2 separate regions of the Homo sapiens genome follow, and region 2 is linked to region 1. The links are chromatin loops, found by intact Hi-C in ENCODE. Cell type or tissue: PC-3. All regions are shown on one strand. Each heading gives the region's core, and the rest is flanking DNA. Links, peaks and the distances in the headings are about the cores only.

What was found. Hi-C counts contacts between places; a loop is a spot of excess contacts. Peaks named below come from ENCODE experiments on the same cell type or tissue, not always from the same donor. Only the 100,000 strongest peaks of a DNase experiment are listed, where the experiment ranks them.
Region 2: a loop joins it to region 1, with 16 times the contacts of the local background. A loop is called at or near these places in 23 of 110 quality-filtered maps.

What each region holds. Positions count from the first base shown.
Region 1 is chr4:87,833,673-87,844,760 of GRCh38, forward strand. It overlaps MEPE (matrix extracellular phosphoglycoprotein), which reads left to right. Exons shown (of 4, transcript NM_020203.6): 2 at 1,031-1,096; 3 at 4,960-5,013. The coding sequence starts at 1,043. Among named protein-coding and RNA genes, the nearest start is that of MEPE, 6.2 kb to the left of the region's middle. In PC-3, for the core only: CTCF peaks have their summits at 4,750 (motif pointing left), 4,952 and 5,873; no DNase peak of the experiment used is centred there; H3K27ac peaks cover 322 bases.
Region 2 is chr4:87,347,842-87,358,929 of GRCh38, forward strand. HSD17B11 (hydroxysteroid 17-beta dehydrogenase 11) reads right to left here. Exons shown (of 7, transcript NM_016245.5): 5 at 9,438-9,575. Among named protein-coding and RNA genes, the nearest start is that of HSD17B13, 31 kb to the left of the region's middle. In PC-3, for the core only: a CTCF peak has its summit at 5,845 (motif pointing right); a DNase peak (open chromatin) is centred at 9,160; H3K27ac peaks cover 1,327 bases.

The sequences.
Region 1 (11,088 bases), core at 2,324-10,323:
AATAGTCCAAAGACATGTTGACTTTTTTCCAATCTAATGGCTACTTAAGTGAGCTCACTAGTTCCTGTTGGTATATTTACCAAAATATAAACAAATACCTTTATTTGTAACTAAATGTTAGTATTTTGAACATCATTTTGTTGAGCCCAATATAAAATATGATTTGCCTTTAAGTCAACTGTACATGGATTTTTCTGTAATAAGATAAAAGAATAGAAAGTTATTTAAGGTGGCAGAGAGTCTTGATGAAGAAAACTGGGTCTAGAGCCACATTGCCTGGATACTAATCCCAGTTCTGCCCCTTAATATTTGTGAATTCTAAAGCAAGTTATTTGATCTTTTTGTGTCTATTTCCTAATCTATACAACAGGCATAGTAACGCCGCCTAACTTGTAGGGTTGTTGTGAGGCTCAAATAATTGAATGCATGCAAAATTCTTAGACCCAGTGCTTGGCTCATTTTAGTATTCAATAAATGTTAGCCATTAATGTCAGTGTTGCAAAAATTAGTTCACTCTCCAGCCCATGGATGGCTACTAATTCAGACACATTGCTAATGAACATGAGACACAGATTAGGGCACCAGCCCGGAGGCAGATAAGCTTTCCTCACAGTGCAATCTGCTACCCTGACAAACTTAGAGTGTGTTATGAGCTGCTACATCAACTTAATGTCATTTTGAATTACACAAATAATTAAACAATCTCTTTCTAAAGACAAGAGGAAGAAGAGCTGATGATAGAGCAAATAAATGTGTCTATAAAATATATTTCTATCAACTGACTTTACTGTTTTAATGATATTGAATAATTTTCATTTTCACATTGGAATAACTAGACATATGAAAGTTCTTAAAATGTCCACACTCGGGTATAAGCAAGTTATACATAGTCTATACACACACATACACAAAAGGATATGAACTGCCAAGGGGAAGGGTGTTTATATATTCCTATGTGTTTTATCTCTTCTTATGGCTGCAGTTTATAACTGGCAATGCTTTGTGGTAAGATATTGTTGTCTTTTTACAGAGATTCTCAAAGATGCGAGTTTTCTGTGTGGGACTACTCCTTTTCAGTGTGACCTGGGCAGCACCAGTAAGTATTTACAAATTCAATTATATTTCAGATAATCTCTTGCTCTCTTCATTTGTTTTTCTTTCAAGCAACGTCTATTTAAATTAGTAGCATCTACCTAATTCAGTTATTTTAAAAAGAACCAAGCAAACAGAAAGCATCTAGCACTTAACACTCTTAACAAAGGAGGTTCTCAATAAACATGTGCTGAATTATGAGATCTGACAACATTGTCTTTTAAGGAACACCAAAAACAGATTTTTTGAGAAAACCAAGAGGCAGCCGCAGCATTTCAAATCAGCTGATACTAATGAGTGATACTCAAAGACTCAAATTATAACATGGTAAAATAATCTTTGACTATTTTCCTGTAAACTTAAAGAATTTGACATGAATGTTTTAAAGCTAACCAGCTAGATTTAGTAAATAGATAAAAATGCAAAGAGACAAGAACTCTTCTGTATTTCTTGCAACACCCCAATACTGTGGGATCCTACTTGTGATTTTCTCTTCATCAGCGAGGCTAGAGGTGGGACGTAGTACCTCCAAGCTTAACCCAAATCAAGCTCCTACTTCCTTGTGTGTCTTTTCTTCCCTCTGACTCACCCAGTTGAATATTCAGGATGTGACCAAATTATCTTGTGAAAATGCTGAGTGTTAGTTATTTTCTGCAATGCAGACACAGTGCTAATTAGATAATGTCTGAGCAGCATCCTAACTTATCAGAATAACCTTTTTGGTTGGAGAACCATGGAAACAAATAGTCATCCCATTGCCAATCATACTTATATATAGGTCCTGAGTGAGTGGGTGACTGCTAGGGTAACCAGGCTGATGAGGATGACCAGGGAAGCAGAGGGCCTCATGGAGGGCAGTGGAAGTTGGGGAAATGTGTTCCCTTCTCCGCACACACTCTGTGCAACAAGGGTGTGCAGTACAGTACTGTGGAGGCTGTACTGCTCACAACACACATTTGCGAGACCCCATGCACAGACCTCACTCAATCAAGGCCTAGAGGCTCAGGTGCCTCTCCCACCTCTCACGGTGGAAAAATGAGTCTTGCTGACCTAGCTCAAGTTGGCCAGCTGAAGATTTTATTTTGAGCAACATGTTCCAAGAAGCAGCTGGAGTGGGGCTTTCTCATCATTTTCCAGTAAATGTGCTATGTCAACATTGATTCAGTGACCACTGATCAGAAGAGGATGCCAGCTTTCCTGCCCAGAGGCAGACAATGCCATCTCCATTACAGGGCCACATTCAAGCCTAAGACATCTGCTTGGGGGTATAGAGGGGACAAGGGAGGGATGCGTATTTCAAATGAAAGCAGCTCAGCAAGGATGCAGAGGCAACATTTGTAACTGTGAATCATTAAATATGATGTTTTCTTCCAGGTATATAGATGCCATTTTAGTAATTACCTGAATTTTTAAATGATAGATTGGTGGCTTAAGAAATTAGTATATACTCAGCCACTTGCATACGTCTTAGAATTATAAGCCAAATTCTAAATGATTTTTAAAAGGAAGAAAATGAATGTTTATTAGGCTATGCAATTCGGTTAATATTCATCAAGATGCAGTTAGACTAGAAAGACTTTGTTATAAGTCACAATAAATCAAAACTGTACCGAGGTACTCTATATTGTCAAGTATGTTTCTAATCCATATGTGTGTGTGTGTGTGTGTTCTGTAAGAAGATCCCTGACACCCCATACTATCATTTCTTTCTTTTGCTTAATATCTGCCCATCTCATTTTTATGCTTTCTTCTTCCTATAGTCCAATTTCCAGAACTGTTTGCCCTGGTTTTATATTTTTGAAGAGTGATATAATTGTCCAAATTTATATTCACATGATCATATAAGAATCAACATAAGAAATGCAATAAAGGATAAAACTATAAAAGATGCCTTGACGATAATTAATATAAAGTTTAGGAACATTTCCTCTTATTACTAAATGCTTTTTCATATTTAATCATTCAAAAATTTATTATTTTAACCCTGGGACTTTGAGGCAGAAGATTTAAATTAAAATATCTTCTCTACTTCTACTGCAACTACCAACTATGAGTGTAGGCACTTCTGTTTCTTCTACTGCTCATCTTATAAAGGTTACTTTGGGACTCATATGAGATTATAAGTACAAAAGCAGTTTACAAACTATAAAGAGTCCTATAAATAGAAGGTGTTATTGATAAACTATTGTTATTTTCTAGAATGGAATTGAATATTAGGCAGCTATGCCTTGGAGTCCAGCCATGGAGGTGCTTTCTAAACTTCTGAGTTTTATATTTTGAAGATGATTTTATCTGCCAGAGTCCAGTCCAGAAAACAAAATCCACTACAGGGAGCTCAGTAGAGCGACTTTCTAAGGGAAGCTAGCTATAAAGTATAAGGAAGAACAGAAAAGCCAACCAGGGGTGGTGAGACCACCCAAGGATCGAAGCTATTACCAGGCTTAGGGCTGGAAGGAAAAAAAAAGGTGCTGCTCCTAGGCCCCTGGCTGGGGGAACTAGGACCACAAAGGAGATGTACCCAACTCTAGAGATGCAGCCCCAAACACGGAGAGTAGAGAAGGACATACCCTGGCTTCTCTCTCCTTCCCCCCCTCCAGACTCATGCCAGGCCTCCTTCACCCAAACCCAGTCTGAACACAGAGGGCAAATGAGCTTGGGAAATGAAGGAATCAGTTCAGATTGAGCTGGAGATACAAAGGAGCTGAGAGCAAGCAGGGGCATTCCCAATATCTTAGTGCAAGCAACAACCTGTCTGTATTAAACAAAATATAGAAGCTTAAGGCTTCTTCAGGAAGAACACTTTCCAGGTAAATAGGACAGCTGGCCTAGGCGGCCCTCTTTCTGTTTATCTCTTTATTCAATCTTTCCCTTAAGGGGTTCTCTCTTTTATATGATTGATCCACCATGATGCCTGCTTCCACTGTAGCACACCCATTCAAACACGGCCCAGTCCGCCCATTGGTTCCCAGTGCCACATCTGAGATAGGCTAGGAGTTTCTGAAAGAAAGAGGTAAATGAAAAATACTGAGAATTAAAGAACTTACATCTATTCCTTTAATAAAACAGTTGCTCTCAGATTTTAGGGTCCCTGTTCTGTGTGCTTTCCTGTGGTATGCAAACTTCAGCCCAAAGGACTGGGACAAACTGCCGAGGTCTGTTCTTTCTTCATTTCTGCCCTTTCTGCGCTTCAATAGCTACCCCTCACCCTACGCTACCCTCAAGAAATTTTGACACTTTATGTCAAACCAAGAAACAGAATTTATCCTAATCTGCTGGCCACCTCCATTTTTCCTTCTCAGAATGTAACATCTGGCAGCAATAAGTTTTTGTCCTTAATTGCGATCCTACCATTCACATGAACGGCTATGGTTTGACTCTCCCTGGGCCATCAGCAGCATCATATCTTAATTCAATATTACAGTTACTCAACTTATATAATTAATGCACACACACAATTTAAATCGTCAAACTCTGATTTTAGTTCACTTATATTTAACAACTCCCAGTTTGCCAGTGAAAACTTCTTTTTCAGTGGATTCTGATGGCAGCCAAGCTCCTTCGTCTGGGGTGCCATCCCTCCCTACTCCCCCACCACACCCACTTAGCGGTTGTCTGAGCTTGAATCCAGTTCTGTAGTGGAGACGGCACTGTCTCCCTCTGGGGGCAGAAAGCTGGCACTGTCTTTCGTAATATTGAAACAAATATTATATTAATGCGATGAGTGTGTCAATCTTCTTTTGGTTAGAATGATTTTCCACAGTGAATAATACAACTCAGTGAGAGAAAAATAAATGAAACATTTGTTTGAAGAAGTTAATGAAATAGAATGTTCTAGTGGGTGAAGTTTTGTTTCTTGTTTCCTTTCAGACATTTCAACCACAGACTGAGAAAACTAAGCAAAGCTGTGTGGAAGAGCAGAGGGTAAACAGAATTCATCTTTTCAAATAACTCTATTTCAGCTCTATAAAGAAAAAGTCAGTAAGAGAAAAGTGTAACTGTCAAAATAGTCTTGGGCACTTTGAATGGAAGTGAAAAAATATACAACATAATGTTGGCACTTTCTAGTCAATCAGGTATTGTAACTCACACACCATGTGTGACAGAAAAGAGGAAAACATTGTGAATAGAGATTTATTTCTCCCCAGTATGATTTCTTCCTTCAAATGAAACAATGCTTTGCCAGGCAACCTTCATGGGGCTAAGTGAGTAAGAATTTGGGAACATTGCTACTAGCAAACAATATTTTCCCACACATGTACCTGACAAACACTTTGCTCTCAGAATGATAAATAAGGGAGTAAAGGGGAAGGTGGCTATCAGATCTGAATGGGGAATTCTATGTCCGTGGAGTCAGCTTTCCATATGCATCCAGTTAAATGAATCCTCCCCGCTTTGCATGCCACCAAATTGCAGCTTGCTTCTGCCTATCACAGAAAATTATGTTCTAAGAACTAACAATCTTCTGTACTTCATCTCAGCTGAAAATTACAAAGGCCAACGTTGCCAGCTTAAGAGCCTGAATGTTCATGCTGTGAGTTTTGCCAATTAGACATCAGACATGAATATTGTAAATCCTGTCTTTCTCCTGGTCCTCTCACCCCCTCCCACCTGAAAATATTTCCACATGCTCCATTTCCATAGACGTTTGGTAATAAAATCGATCCACCCTAGGACAGAAAGCAGTTGACAGGCCCTTAGGGAAAACAGATTTAGAGTTATGTAGAAAAGAGAAGGAACAAGTTGCTGTCTTCGGGAGCCGGCTGACACACACCCTCCTGTGGTTATAAGAAGTACTACCATTTGTCAGAGGTAGAATTCAACTTCACCCAACTTTTAAAGTTTCTTATATTATTACAAAGAGCCCAAAAACTTCTTTGTAAGAGATAAAACGTGCCTCAATATAATGTTGTGTTTTTGTAGATAACATACAAGGGTCACTATGAGAAACATGGGCATTATGTTTTTAAGTGTGTTTACATGTCACCTGAGAAGAAAAATCAAACTGATGTAAAGGTAAGCTGAATCTCTGAATGACCATTCTCAGCATGACTAAACTCTGGACTAGCCCTAGAGGAAAATGTAGGGGAGGCAAAGTTTACTTTTGCTTGCTCTGGGGTTTCTGTCTTATGGCTGGCACTTTTGTCCCTTCCCTCCCTCCCCAGGCTCCTCAAGCCTCTCTACTACAAAACTCTGGGTCCCAGAATCTTCCTGATCCCCATCCCATGCCTCGGCCCACATCTCGCTCTGCTTCAGGACCTGTGGCTGCAGGTGTGATACTCATGGACCTCAGGTGCCCATGGACTGCTGTGTTACTGCTTCTGAGTAACATTTGGTGTTTTATAAGAAAGTTTTCTTGACATATTCTACCATATGCTCTGATGGTGGGGATCTCAGCAGGGGACGGCTAAGAGGAAAAACCATTTTGGCCTAATGAGTGACACATTTTACTGTCTCTTAAATTCATTCTATGGATAACTCCATCTGTGTTGGGTTGCTCAGAAGTAAAAGAATGAGGCCCTTGTCACTACAATGACAATAATTCTTTTCACTCAGTCCCTTCTTGTAGATTCATCGGCCAAAGGGCTGGAAATAGCTTGAAATGCCATCAGCAAAAGGGCTATTTACTTTTTCCAAATCTGGTTTTATTTCCCATGGAAGTAATAGTTTCCCTTCAGAATGTTATTTTCTTCTGCCATCGATATCCTTTAGATGACATCTCTAAGACTACACCTAACTATAAATAAGTTAAAACATATCCATTTGCCAAATATATGTGGAGTTCTTAACTGGTGTGTAAGATACTATGTGAGATAAAATGATGGAGAAAACAAATTCTTTCTCTCCAGGATCTTAGAGTTAGAAAAGAAACAAAAGGCACTTACAAAAATTATTGTAAAACAAGACAGAATGTGGGAGGTGCTATGTGAGTAGTACCGAGAAGAAAAAAAAGATCATGCTTTAAGGGCTTGGAGTAGAAAGAAATTAGTTCCTGGCCTCTGGTGTTCATAATGGAAATAATTGTGTGGGGCCATGGAGGATGAGTAGGATTTGAGCAAACAGAAGTGAATGGGTGAGGCCGTTCTCCATGAAAAAACTCATAGGAACCAAAGCATGGAGACAGAAAAGCAGAGCACAGAAAAGCAGCCAGCCAACTGGTACATAAACCATCGAACAGTCAGAAATCATTTAACACAAGCAAATGTAAGAAAAGTTTTTTTCTATTTTTTGATATTTTCTTCAATGCAAAGATAGCCATCATATACCACAGGATAAAAGTTGTTTCATGTTTTCATTTATAAAATTATTCTACTCAGTCTTCTAATAAAATGCACACAATTCATTAGTGTACATGTTACTTTTTTAAAAGCAGAGAAGCACCGAAAATAAAACATAACTTCCCACTTCAGACAAGGGAGAGAAAAAATTAGGAAGAGATTATTATAATCTACTGAGTTTAGATTTAGTGTTTAACTCAAAAGGTTATCTTAGTAATGAGTAAACAAACAACAATGAACTTGATTGCAAAGGAAAACATAAATGTCCAAGTAAAACTTTCCAGGACTCAATTACTCAAGTCAAATATTTAAAATACTTTTTATTTAGTGATATACTACAAAGTTTATTTCTATTTTTTTCTTATGGCAAAATCGTATTTCAGAATATACCCACCAATATTAAAAAATTAATGAACAATAATGCCATAACTTTTACAAATAAGTAATTTCAAATTATATTTTACAAATATTATACATTGGCACTTTTGCAGACCATATATTAGCTAGCTTCTTAAAAGTAGAGGGCACTTCTAAAAGCCATTTTTATTTTAGATTCAAATGTGAGCTGATTCAACATTTCCGCCTACTTCCAACAGTTAATAAGATACATATATAAAAGCAGACAGTCCTCCAAGCAGAACAGTACTTCTGTTTGGGAGTGAAAAAAAAGAGAGAGTCCAATCAAAATCTATTTCAGATAACATCCCATCGACGGCTACAAGCTTACAGAACACACAGCCCGAGGATGACACTTGGGCAATTCAAGAGCAGGGGGGTCCAGAGTTTGTCCATCTTCATCTGCCTCTACAACCAATATTAGAGAAGTCCAGAGACTGGGAAAACCGTTGTGTATCCAGTAATTACATGACTATCATTAATATTATCTAGGAAAGAAACTATCATTCATTAAAGGGCTATGCCCAGTTCTGTATGCTTTACATGCATTATTTAATAAAAATCATTTAATTCTCCCCAAAATACTGAAAGGTAGATATCATTTTTATTTTACAGCTAAAAAAGCTAAGGCTCAGAGAAGTAAAATAATGCTCCCAAGATCACACAGCCCATAAACGGCAGTGAGACAACTGATTCTAATGCATGTGTTCTTTCCATAGCACAGCTACTCTCGTGAGTACTGGACTGAGGGATTAAGAAAAACTATTTGGCAATTCCTGCCTACTGTTTCACTCAACATATTCCCTATGATCCTGGCTTCCCTGCGTTTGGTTTTTCTATTTTCTTTGCTACCTTCCCTACACACTTGACCAAATACTATGAGCTTCTGGCTGCATGCTCTTTTTCTCTCCATCAGGGAGCTCTCGTGTATTCTGACATCTTTAATGAACACATCTAAGATGTCCACATGCTTGACAAGAGCCAACAAATTGAAGTGGTTGTCAAAAAGCACAAAATTAAGTTGTATTAGTAAAAATAGGGCTGTGGTCAAGGCAAGGAAGTGGATGGATGCCCCGTGCTTGGGGTCGATCAGGCCACATCAGAGTCAAGGTCTGATTTGGAACCCCACAAACAAAAGGGAATTCATAATCAGGTGATGGGTCTGAACATAGTCACCTAACACAAGAGAACTGTAGTGTCAACCTGGAGAAGAGAAAGCAGCCAGCGAGTTCGAAGGAACACTAAACTTTTTCAAATGTTGGGAGGGTTTCATAGGAAAGAGGAAATAACCTTATTAGGTGTTGCATCAGGAAAAATGGATACTAGTTTCAGGTTAAAAATTATTGAAAATATTACAACTATGTATAAGTGAAACAATAGGATCTGAAAAGTAATAAACAATTAGCATGTAAGATGTTCAAGGAAAGAAGAGTTGACCATGGGCTATGAAAACTGGGAAGGACTTGTACTGGGACACACTAAGAGCCTGTGATACCCAATTCTCTATCTCTAACTGTATATTGCTTTCTGAGCTCAGGTTCTATATTCCCTTAACATCAATATGTCTAACATTAAAGCCCTTGTCTTTTTCACCCTATCTTCATTTTTACATGTTAACATTCCAGTCCATTTTAGTTATTAAGGCTTTTTGCTTGGGCACCAGAAGAAGGGGTTTTTTTCTTTGTAATGTTTTTCTTTGGCGTAATCCTAATCCAAGTGATTACATCTCATTACTGGATACTGCAAAAGCCTCCTACATGTTCTTTCTTACCACTGTTCCTCCTAAATCCTTAATTTTTATTTTGTTAATCTCCTGTGAACTTTCACTAGCTCTTCATACTCTACAAAATAAAACCAAATTCTTCACCCTGGCATTCCATCTTCTACAAGTCTCCGGCACTCTGTTTGTCTGTGCAGACCTAATTGGATATGATGTCTCTGCCTCACAGACCTTCCCCCACCCTCCATACCCCTCAGGATCACTGCCTTTGCCAATAAATATCACCAGATATTGCTTAGAACATGCAGCACCCACCCTAATTTCTTCCATGTTCCAATCTCTCAATAAATATCTCCTATGTTGATTTCATATTACTCATCAATTCAAAGGCCTATGTAGGGATGTTGTATATTCCAGCTCATCCTACAATTTGGGGGTGAAAAGAAAAAATGACATTTAGTCTGTCTATAATTGTTCTGTTGCTCAAGAGCTCCTCATGGAGGGGCAAGGGAATGTGCAGAAATTAAATTCAATCTGTTTAAACTTAAGGTTATCTAATAGCTAAAATAGTTATTTAAATAAATCAGTCTCTTTTAGTTAAAAATGCTCAGATCCTCACTCCCCCTCCTTCTCCCTCTAATATGGCATCCAGGTGTGGCTTACACCGTCCACTACATACCATGCACCAAATGGACAAACATGGCTTACACCATAGTGAAGAGGAAGACTTGGAATCTTCAGACATGCATGGGATAATGTTGCCTAACCACTTGAATGCTTCTTGCCCTGCTTCATTCTAAAATGAAGTTGTCGGCTACCATAGCTTAGGATTCACTTAGTATAGTCTTGACTAGGGCCATAGTGACTCAGCCTCTCTTAGCTCCCATGGGCAATTTAGACTTCTCCCTGTTTGAGTATGACTCACATTTGTCCCTAGTATGTACTCCATCTACACTGCTCCTTTTAGAGCCACTTCACTTCCTCTATGGCAACACTCTCTGGAAACCTCCAGACCAGATGCTCAGACACTTCTATATTTAGTCTATGCTACAGAGAAATAGCGAGTGGCATACGGTATAGTCAATCTCAGCTCTTTCTTCCTGACCACATTGTTCTGCCAAGCTTACTGAAAGTTGGCTGCACCCAAGAGTGATAAAACCCAGGATATGAAGCAGCATATTTACAGATCCTGCCCCTTCCCCCACCAAAATAAAAGAATGAATTCAAATATAGATATAAATACTTTACTCTCCTCCTCTGCTTTCTCTTTTTCATCCCATTATTCTCCCAGGGACTTTTAAATGTCAGAAGATTCTTCTATTTGCAGATTTTCTGTTTAAAAAGAAGCAAGAAAGAAAGGAAAGAAAAAGAAAATACTCCTTTAGGCAGATGAATACCTCTGATGATCAGAATGAAGGGAGAAAAGAGAAAGAGAGAGAGAGAGAGAGAGAACTAATTTTAATATATGAAATCCATTTTACTTGCAATGACTCACTATTCCCACTATGTAGGTTTATTCATATTATGTCTCAATTGTGTCCTGTTTCCAAACAATTGAATATGCCGCTTATTCTTAAAATATTCTCACAATTTCCCTTCTGCATA
Region 2 (11,088 bases), core at 1,804-9,803, 490 kb before region 1:
TAGTGGTTTTGATTTGCATTTCTCTGATGGCCAGTGATGATGAGCATTTCTTCATGTGTTTTTTGGCTGCATAAATGTCTTCTTTTGAGAAGTGTCTGTTCATGTCCTTCGCCCACTTTTTGATGGGGTTGTTTGTTTTTTTCTTGTAAATTTGTTTGAGTTCATTGTAGATTCTGGATATTAGCCCTTTGTCAGATGAGTAGGTTGCAAAAATTTTCTCCCATGTTGTAGGTTGCCTGTTCACTCTGATGGTAGTTTCTTTTGCTGTGCAGAAGCTCTTTAGTTTAATTAGATCCCATTTGTCAATTTTGTCTTTTGTTGCCATTGCTTTTGGTGTTTTGGACATGAAGTCCTTGCCCACGCCTATGTCCTGAATGGTAATGCCTAGGTTTTCTTCTAGGGTTTTTATGGTTTTAGGTTTAACGTTTAAATCTTTAATCCATCTTGAATTGATTTTTGTATAAGGTGTAAGGAAGGGATCCAGTTTCAGCTTTCTACATATGGCTAGCCAGTTTTCCCAGCACCATTTATTAAATAGGGAATCCTTTCCCCATTGCTTGTTTTTCTCAGGTTTGTCAAAGATCAGATAGTTGTAGATATGCGGCATTATTTCTGAGGGCTCTGTTCTGTTCCATTGATCTATATCTCTGTTTTGGTACCAGTACCATGCTGTTTTGGTTACTGTAGCCTTGTAGTATAGTTTGAAGTCAGGTAGTGTGATGCCTCCAGCTTTGTTCTTTTGGCTTAGGATTGACTTGGCAATGCGGGCTCTTTTTTGGTTCCATATGAACTTTAAAGTAGTTTTTTCCAATTCTGTGAAGAAAGTCATTGGTAGCTTGATGGGGATGGCATTGAATCTGTAAATTACCTTGGGCAGTATGGCCATTTTCACGATATTGATTCTTCCTACCCATGAGCATGGAATGTTCTTCCATTTGTTTGTCTCCTCTTTTATTTCCTTGAGCAGTGGTTTGTAGTTCTCCTTGAAGAGGTCCTTCACAGTGTTGGATTCCTAGGTATTTTATTCTCTTTGAAGCAATTGTGAATGGGAGTTCACCCATGATTTGGCTCTCTGTTTGTCTGTTGTTGGTGTATAAGAATGCTTGTGATTTTTGTACATTGATTTTGTATCCTGAGACTTTGCTGAAGTTGCTTATCAGCTTAAGGAGATTTTGGGCTGAGACGATGGGGTTTTCTAGATAAACAATCATGTCGTCTGCAAACAGGGACAATTTGACTTCCTCTTTTCCTAATTGAATACCCTTTATTTCCTTCTCCTGCCTGATTGCCCTGGCCAGAACTTCCAACACTATGTTGAATAGGAGCGGTGAGAGAGGGCATCCCTGTCTTGTGCCGGTTTTCAAAGGGAATGCTTCCAGTTTTTGCCCATTCAGTATGATATTGGCTGTGGGTTTGTCATAGATAGCTCTTATTATTTTGAAATACGTCCCATCAATACCTAATTTATTGAGAGTTTTTAGCATGAAGGGTTGTTGAATTTTGTCAAAGGCTTTTTCTGCATCTATTGAGATAATCATGTGGTTTTTGTCTTTGGCTCTGTTTATATGCTGGATTACATTTATTGATTTGCGTATATTGAACCAGCCTTGCATCCCAGGGATGAAGCCCACTTGATCATGGTGGATAAGCTTTTTGATGTGCTGCTGGATTCGGTTTGCCAGTATTTTATTGAGGATTTTTGCATCAATGTTCATCAAGGATATTGGTCTAAAATTCTCTTTTTTGGTTGTGTCTCTGCCCGGCTTTGGTATCAGAATGATGCTGGCCTCATAAAATGAGTTAGGGAGGATTCCCTCTTTTTCTATTGATTGGAATAGTTTCAGAAGGAATGGTACCAGTTCCTCCTTGTACCTCTGGTAGAATTCGGCTGTGAATCCATCTGGTCCTGGACTCTTTTTGGTTGGTAAACTATTGATTATTGCCACAATTTCAGAGCCTGTTATTGGTCGATTCAGAGATTCAACTTCTTCCTGGTTTAGTCTTGGGAGAGTGTATGTGTCGAGGAATGTATCCATTTCTTCTAGATTTTCTAGTTTATTTGCGTAGAGGTGTTTGTAGTATTCTCTGATGGTAGTTTGTATTTCTGTGGGATCGGTGGTGATATCCCCTTTATCATTTTTTATTGTGTCTATTTGATTCTTCTCTCTTTTTTTCTTTATTAGTCTTGCTAGCGGTCTATCAATTTTGTTGATCCTTTCAAAAAACCAGCTCCTGGATTCATTGATTTTTTGAAGGGTTTTTTGTGTCTCTATTTCCTTCAGTTCTGCTCTGATTTTAGTTATTTCTTGCCTTCTGCTAGCTTTTGAATGTGTTTGCTCTTGCTTTTCTAGTTCTTTTAATTGTGATGTTAGGGTGTCAATTTTGGATCTTTCCTGCTTTCTCTTGTAGGCATTTAGTGCTATAAATTTCCCTCTACACACTGCTTTGAATGCGTCCCAGAGATTCTGGTATGTGGTGTCTTTGTTCTCGTTGGTTTCAAAGAACATCTTTATTTCTGCCTTCATTTCGTTATGTACCCAGTAGTCATTCAGGAGCAGGTTGTTCAGTTTCCATGTAGTTGAGCGGCTTTGAGTGAGATTCTTAATCCTGAGTTCTAGTTTGATTGCACTGTGGTCTGAGAGATAGTTTGTTATAATTTCTGTTCTTTTACATTTGCTGAGGAGAGCTTTACTTCCAACTATGTGGTCAATTTTGGAATAGGTGTGGTGTGGTGCTGAAAAAAATGTATATTCTGTTGATTTGGGGTGGAGAGTTCTGTAGATGTCTATTAGGTCTGCTTGGTGCAGAGCTGAGTTCAATTCCTGGGTATCCTTGTTGACTTTCTGTCTCGTTGATCTGTCTAATGTTGACAGTGGGGTGTTAAAGTCTCCCATTATTAATGTGTGGGAGTCTAAGTCTCTTTGTAGGTCACTGAGGACTTGCTTTATGAATCTGGGTGCTCCTGTATTGGGTGCATAAATATTTAGGATAGTTAGCTCCTCTTGTTGAATTGATCCCTTTACCATTATGTAATGGCCTTCTTTGTCTCTTTTGATCTTTGTTGGTTTAAAGTCTGTTTTATCAGAGACTAGGATTGCAACCCCTGCCTTTTTTTGTTTTCCATTGGCTTGGTAGATCTTCCTCCATCCTTTTATTTTGAGCCTATGTGTGTCTCTGCACGTGAGATGGGTTTCCTGAATACAGCACACTGATGGGTCTTGACTCTTTATCCAAATTGCCAGTCTGTGTCTTTTAATTGCAGAATTTAGTCCATTTATATTTAAAGTTAATATTGTTATGTGTGAATTTGATCCTGTCATTATGATGTTAGCTGGTGATTTTGCTCATTAGTTGATGCAGTTTCTTCCTAGTCTCGATGGTCTTTACATTTTGGCATGATTTTGCAGCGGCTGGTACCGGTTGTTCCTTTCCATGTTTAGCGCTTCCTTCAGGAGCTCTTTTAGGGCAGGCCTGGTGGTGACAAAATCTCTCAACATTTGCTTGTCTATAAAGTATTTTATTTCTCCTTCACTTATGAAGCTTAGTTTGGCTGGATATGAAATTCTGGGTTGAAAATTCTTTTCTTTAAGAATGTTGAATATTGGCCCCCACTCTCTTCTGGCTTGTAGGGTTTCTGCCGAGAGATCCGCTGTTAGTCTGATGGGCTTTCCTTTGAGGGTAACCCGACCTTTCTCTCTGGCTGCCCTTAACATTTTTTCCTTCATTTCAACTTTGGTGAATCTGACAATTATGTGTCTTGGAGTTGCTCTTCTCGAGGAGTATCTTTGTGGCGTTCTCTGTATTTCCTGAATCTGAACGTTGGCCTGCCTTGCTAGATTGGGGAAGTTCTCCTGGATAATATCCTGCAGAGTGTTTTCCAACTTGGTTCCATTCTCCACATCACTTTCAGGTACACCAATCAGACGTAGATTTGGTCTTTTCACATAGTCCCATATTTCTTGGAGGCTTTGCTCATTTCTTTTTATTCTTTTTTCTCTAAACTTCCCTTCTCGCTTCATTTCATTCATTTCATCTTCCATTGCTGATACCCTTTCTTCCAGTTGATCGCATCGGCTCCTGAGGCTTCTGCATTCTTCACGTAGTTCTCGAGCCTTGGTTTTCAGCTCCATCAGCTCCTTTAAGCACTTCTCTGTATTGGTTATTCTAGTTATACATTCTTCTAAATTTTTTTCAAAGTTTTCAACTTCTTTGCCTTTGGTTTGAATGTCCTCCCGTAGCTCAGAGTAATTTGATCGTCTGAAGCCTTCTTCTCTCAGCTCGTCAAAATCATTCTCCATCCAGCTTTGTTCTGTTGCTGGTGAGGAACTGCGTTCCTTTGGAGGAGGAGAGGCGCTCTGCGTTTTAGAGTTTCCAGTTTTTCTGTTCTGTTTTTCCCCCATCTTTGTGGTTTTATCTACTTTTGGTCTTTGATGATGGTGATGTACAGATGGGTTTTCGGTGTAGATGTCCTTTCTGGTTGTTAGTTTTCCTTCTAACAGACAGGACCCTCAGCTGCAGGTCTGTTGGAATACCCTGCCGTGTGAGGTGTCAGTGTGCCCCTGCTGGGGGGTGCCTCCCAGTTAGGCTGCTCGGGGGTCAGGAGTCAGGGACCCACTTGAGGAGGCAGTCTGCCCGTTCTCAGATCTCCAGCTGCGTGCTGGGAGAACCACTGCTCTCTTCAAAGCTGTCAGACAGGGACACTTAAGTCTGCAGAGGTTACTGCTGTCTTTTTGTTTGTCTGTGCCCTGCCCCCAGAGGTGGAGCCTACAGAGGCAGGCAGGCCTCCTTGAGCTGTGGTGGGCTCCACCCAGTTCGAGCTTCCCGGCTGCTTTGTTTACCTAAGCAAGCCTGGGCAATGGCGGGCGCCCCTCCCCCAGCCTCGTTGCCGCCTTGCAGTTTGATCTCAGACTGCTGTGCTAGCAATCAGCGAGATTCCGTGGGCGTAGGACCCTCCGAGCCAGGTGTGGGATATAGTCTCGTGGTGCGCCGTTTCTTAAGCCGGTCTGAAAAGCGCAATATTCGGGTGGGAGTGACCCGATTTTCCAGGTGCGTCCGTCACCCCTTTCTTTGACTCGGAAAGGGAACTCCCTGACCCCTTGCGCTTCCCAGGTGAGGCAATGCCTCGCCCTGCTTCGGCTCGCGCACGGTGCGCACACACACTGGCCTGCGCCCACTGTCTGGCACTCCCTAGTGAGATGAACCCGGTACCTCAGATGGAAATGCAGAAATCACCGTCTTCTGCGTCGCTCACGCTGGGAGCTGTAGACCGGAGCTGTTCCTATTCGGCCATCTTGGCTCCTCCCTCTAGTATTCTGGATTTTTAACAGCAAATCAGCAATAAGCATCCTCGGGCACACATATTTTCACTTTTGGATAATTATCTCCCTCAGGTAGATTCATAAAGGGGGATTACTGGGCCAAAGGGTATATAACTTGTAATTTAATTTCTCTAAACCTCAGATCTCTCTCATCTACTGAAGAGGGACTAATAACATCTCCCCAAAAGTATTGTTGTGAGGTTTAAGAAAATGACATTTTATTTGGTGTCTGAAATGTAAACAGGTATTTAACGAGGAACATGTTCTCTCTTCTAATTAGAAGTAATAAGTTTCTATATTAAAACCAACTTCATCTTTGGGGTCTACTTTAGTACCAGCTTAGCCTCAAAGAGGTTCATATGTCAGGACCAATCTTTAGGCCCTTCCTTAGCCAGGTTTATATTCAGCCTAGAATCATCTTAGCCTCTTTTCACACTTTTCCTCCAGAGTGCAAATCAGTGCAGCATTTCTGGAGAGGAGTTTGGCAATATGTAGGAATTAATGGCACTAGTAAGTTTTGTCAGGAGAGGGCGCTGGAGCCCACGTTAAGGTCAGCTCTGTGCGGCCTTGTAGGGGGGGCAAGGTTAAAAAATTCAATTATAACTTTTGAAAATAGGATGTCTGTTTTTAACTACTGAAAGACAGTATGACTTTAAAACTTGACTCAAATATGTTATTTTAGTATCCACATACTGAAAAAGAAATTGAGGAAACTGGCAAGTTTTATCTTCAACATCTGCTTTCAGTTTTAGTGAAGCTTATCCTCACTACTTTCATTCCTCAGATCCATTTCCCAACCTGAAAAACATATCTGTCCCTTCTCTTCTCTCTTCAGACTCCAATTAGGGTTCTCTTGTTTAATACTGATAAATTTAAACATTGACCTCTAAAATATACACTCTTACTTTTGTTTTCTAACAAAAATTGTGTATTAAAAATAGATTTTAAAGACTGTTTGATAGATTCTTGGGGGCTTGAGATCTTTGGACAGCTCCCAAATTTCTGTCTAACGTTGGCTTTCTGTTCTGCTTCCCTGTGGGATGACTTAAATTAAGTGTGTTTAAAATAGAACCTGGCGGCCGTGGATCAGCTGTCAAGAGTTCGAGACCAGCCTGACCAATATGATGAAACTCCGTCTCCACTAAAAAAATAATAATAATAATAAAATAGAACTGTTAGGCCAGGCATGGTGACTCATGCCTGTAATCCCAGCACTTTGAGAGGCTGAAGTTGGGAGAATGACTTGAGCCCAGGAGTTCAATTGAGTTCAAGGAGCCCTTGAGCCCAGCCTGTGCAACATAGGGAGACCCTGTCTCTACAAAAAATTTAGAAATTAGCCAGGTGTGGGGACACATGCCTGTATGGTCCCAGGGACTGGGGAGGCTGATGTGGGAGAATAGGTTGAGCCCAGGAGGTCAAGGCTGCAGCGAGCTGTGATTGTGCCACTGCATCCAGCCTGGGTGACAGAGCGAATCCTTGTCTCAAAAAAAATAAAAAAAATAAAAAAAGGAAAAAAATTAGAATCTTCAATTTTACCTTCAAATTAACCCTTCAAGTGGCCACACTGAATATTTTTCATTAATTTTAAATACATTTTCAACAAAGGCAGCTGAATTGGGGGAAATATGGGGAAGTTTGAGGGGGCAGAATAAAACTTAAAAATTGAATCTTGGCTGGATGCAATGACTCATGCTTATAATCTTGGCACTTTGGGAGGTGAGGTGGAGGTGGGAGAATTGCTCAAGGCCAATTTGAGACCAGCCTGGGCAAACAGCAAAATCCTGGCTCTCAAAAAAAAAAAAAAAAAAAAAAATTAGCTGGGCATGATGGCACACACACTGTAGTCCTACTCAGGAGGCTGAGGTGGAGGGTTGCTTGAGCCCAGTTCAAGGTTACAGTGAGCCATGATCACACCACTGCACTTCAGCCTAAATGAGACCCTGTCTGAAAAACAAAACAAAACCAAGCAAAATTGAATCTCATCATTACAATAAAATTGAGAATCCAAAAGTCTATCCAAGTAAGCATGTGAACTTATAATATGAATTTAATATCAGTGAGGAAAATGATGTATTATTTAATAAATAGTGCAGAAAACTCATTAACTATTTGGAAAAAACTATACTGTGACCTTACTTCTTAAATCAAAATAAATTTGGGTGGGGCAATGATTTAAATATGAAAAATGCAACCATAAAATATATGCTAGAAAAAATATGGGTAAATATTTTCAAAAACTTGGAATGAGAAAGACCTTTCTAAACACCTCACAGAACCTAAAGTCCATGAGAAAAAAATCCCTAAGAAAATTTTAATGTAAAACTAAATGAAAATAGGCTTAAAAGCAAACAAAAAACAACTGGGGAAAAAAAAAACATATGCAACAGATGTGATATATAAAGGGGTTTCTCAAATGTATGAAGAATTGTTTCTTATGTATTAATTAAAAATCTCTAGAGCTCAGCTGGGCATGGTGGCTCATGCCTGTAATCCCAGCACTTTGGGAGGCCAAGGTGGGCGGATCACTTGAGGCCTGGAGTTTGAGAACAGCCTGGCCAACGTGGCGAAACCCCATCTCTATTAAAAATACGGAAATTAGTTGGGCGTGGTCGTGCGTGCCTGTAATCTCAGATACTCGGGAGGCTGAGGCACAAGAGTCGCTTGAACCTGGGAGGTGGAGGTTGCAGTGAGCCGAGATTGCGCCACTGCACTCCAGCCTGGGCAACAGAGTGAAACCCTGTCTCAAAAAAAACAAAAAACAAACAAAGAAACAAACAAAAACAACTCTAGAGCTCAATAGCAAAAAGTGAGCTGATGCCATGAAAATAGGCAATTCATAAAAGGAAGTGCAATGTCCAAAAATCATATGCGAACATGAATGTAGCTAGTCATCAGGGTAAAAACAAAGATGATTCTTCGCGTACTGGATTGGCGGTGATTAAAAGAGTCACAGAAGGCAGACTGATGAAGAAGTAGAGAGTAAGTTGCTCTCCCTGCACTGTGGGTAGGAGTGCAAATCAGTGGAGCATTTCTGGAGAGGAGTTTGGCAATATGTAGGAATTTTTACAAGTTATATACCCTTTGGCCCAGTAATCCCCCTTTATGAATCTACCTGAGGGAGATAATTATCCAAAAGTGAAAATATGTGTGCCCGAGGATGCTTATTGCTGATTTGCTGTTAAAAATCCAGAACACTAAAAACAACCCTAAAATCATCACTAGGAGATGCTATTGCTCCCAATAATCAATACAATTTATTATAATGCTCTGTACTTTATTAGATGTCTGTAACATAATGCTGAGGGAAGTATGCAGTATACTTGCTGCTTCCAGGACCCCATGTGTAACATACGCCAGTTATAGAAAATTCAGAGAAGTCTAGAAGGATGTTTATCAAAATTTTGAGAGTGGTTTCCACTCAATAGAGGGTTTTAAGGAAATTAAAAAAGAAACTTTTCGATTTGTATTTTTCATTAACATTGGAATTTAAACAAATAAGTATGCATCATGTTTACAAAGACATTAAAGCTATTTCTAAAGAGAGAAAACATTAAAAATTATCTTCAAATTAATCCTTTATAATTTTATTTTTTAACCAAGTAAAGAGTATGATCTGGTACTCCTTTCGGAGGCTAATCTCTAGATTACCTCCAAGGGAAGTGTTTTTCACATGTGGTCTTGGGTTATCTCTATCAGAATCACCTATGATAATCACCTTTTTTAAATGTAGAGTTCCAGGCTCCCTTCCCTGCCACTACCCTACCCCAACCAAACCCAGTAAGTCAACATATCTGAGGGTGAAGCCCCAACATAGTTCCCAAGCACACCTGGTGACATGTATGCATATTTAAGCCTGTGAATCATTACTCAGGAGAAGAAAAAAGGAAGAGTTAGCAAGTTTACCAATGTCATTCATATTTACTTTTTTAGTCACGCTCCCTTGCTTTCTCTCTTTTTGGCTTTCCACCTGTTTTCCCACAATCTGCAGAAACTGAAATCAAAATGAACTAAGAGCTTTAACTATCAGGTGTTTTCAGGATTAAAACATTTAGGAAAACCCACAGAATGGCTGGTATTCATAGCAACCACCAATCCTTTTGTCTCAATTTCTCAACTTACCTTGTACTTGGATTTTTGATGAAGCCAGTGTTTACGAAATTAGGACACAGACATGTTGTTTTGACTCCAGTTATTTGTAAGGCAGCCAGTTCATCTGTCAAAGTTTTATGAAATCCAACAGCAGCAAACTTGCTTGAACTGAAAATAGAGAGTTTACAAAATAATTCAAGAATTCTGAAATGTCTGCCTGTTTTCCTCAGTTCAGCATGGTCCTCTGCAGAGCAATGTGGGCATTCCCTGAGTCTCAGGCCCCAGCCCAGAGCTACTGCATCAGAGCCCACATCTTACAAGATTCTCAGGTAAATCTGTAGGCACATTAAGGTCCAAGAAGCCCTGACATAGAAGATTTACTGCATCTTAGCATCACTTACGGAATAAGAACATTTCCTTAAAAAGCCTTTTAAAGAAAATTAGTAGAGTATTTGTTTTTGTTGTTGTTCCACAAAATTCAGTGTCACTATAAGCTGTTCCTTATTTACTTTAAGATGTCCATAGAATTTGCTGAAAACTTTTCCTGGATAAATCCTATTCTTCCTTTAAGTCACAGCTTCACTTCCTCAAAGAGGCCTTTCCTAACCCCCAGTCTAAATTATTTTCTCATTATATAGTAATTTTCAGTTTTCTATGATAGTATCTATCTCAGATTTGTAACTGAACATTCATTAGAGAAATTTTTTTTTTTTTTTTTTTTTTTTTTTTTTGAGACAGAGTCTTGCTCTGTCACCCAGGCTGGAGTGCGGTGGTGCGATCTCGGCTCACTGCAAGCTCCGCCTCCCGGGTTCCCGCCATTCTCCTGCCTCAGCCTCCGCAGTAGCTGGGACTACAGGCGCCCGCCACCATGCTCGGCTAATTTTTTGTATTTTTAGTAGAGACGGGTTTTCACCATGTTAGCCAGGATGGTCTCGATTTCCTGACCTCGTGATCTGCCCACCTCGGCCTCCCAAAGTGCTGGCATTACAGGCGTGAGCCACCACGCCCAGCTGAGATTAAATTTTTTAAAACATCTGTTTCCCACACCTTTCCTATAAGCTCCATGACTGTTTTGGTCACCAGTGAATCTCCAGGGCCCAGCACAGTGCTTGGCTCTTAGGTGCTCAATGAATATTTGTCAAATGAATGAATCACAATGCAAAGCGTTTATTTTAACAGCTCTTTCATTTGGAAGTAGTAGTGAAATTACTTATTCTAAATGGACATTACTTTCTCAGGTTTTTTTAATTTAAAAAGGGCTTTATTGAGATATAAATTCATATGTCACACAAAGCATTCACTTAATGTACACAATTAAATGGTTTTTGATATATAATTAACTTAAAAGTTGTGGTATAATATATATCATGTAAAACATGTCATTTTAACCATTTTTAAGTGTGCAATTCAGTGGCAATAATTATCAGATAATCTTTTATTCTGTTAAATCTGTATGAATTAGCAATTACACAAAGTAGCTATACATTCTGGCCAGTTAATCTATGCTTTGGAAGACAGAAAGCTGTGGAAATTTTTTAAAAAATTTTAAAAAAAATTTCTTACCTTTTTAAAAAAAGTTTAGGCACTTATTGAAGCTGATATGGTTTGGCTGTGTCCCCACCCAAATCTCATCAACAATTGTAATCCGAATTGTAATCCCCACATGTTGAGGGAGGGCACT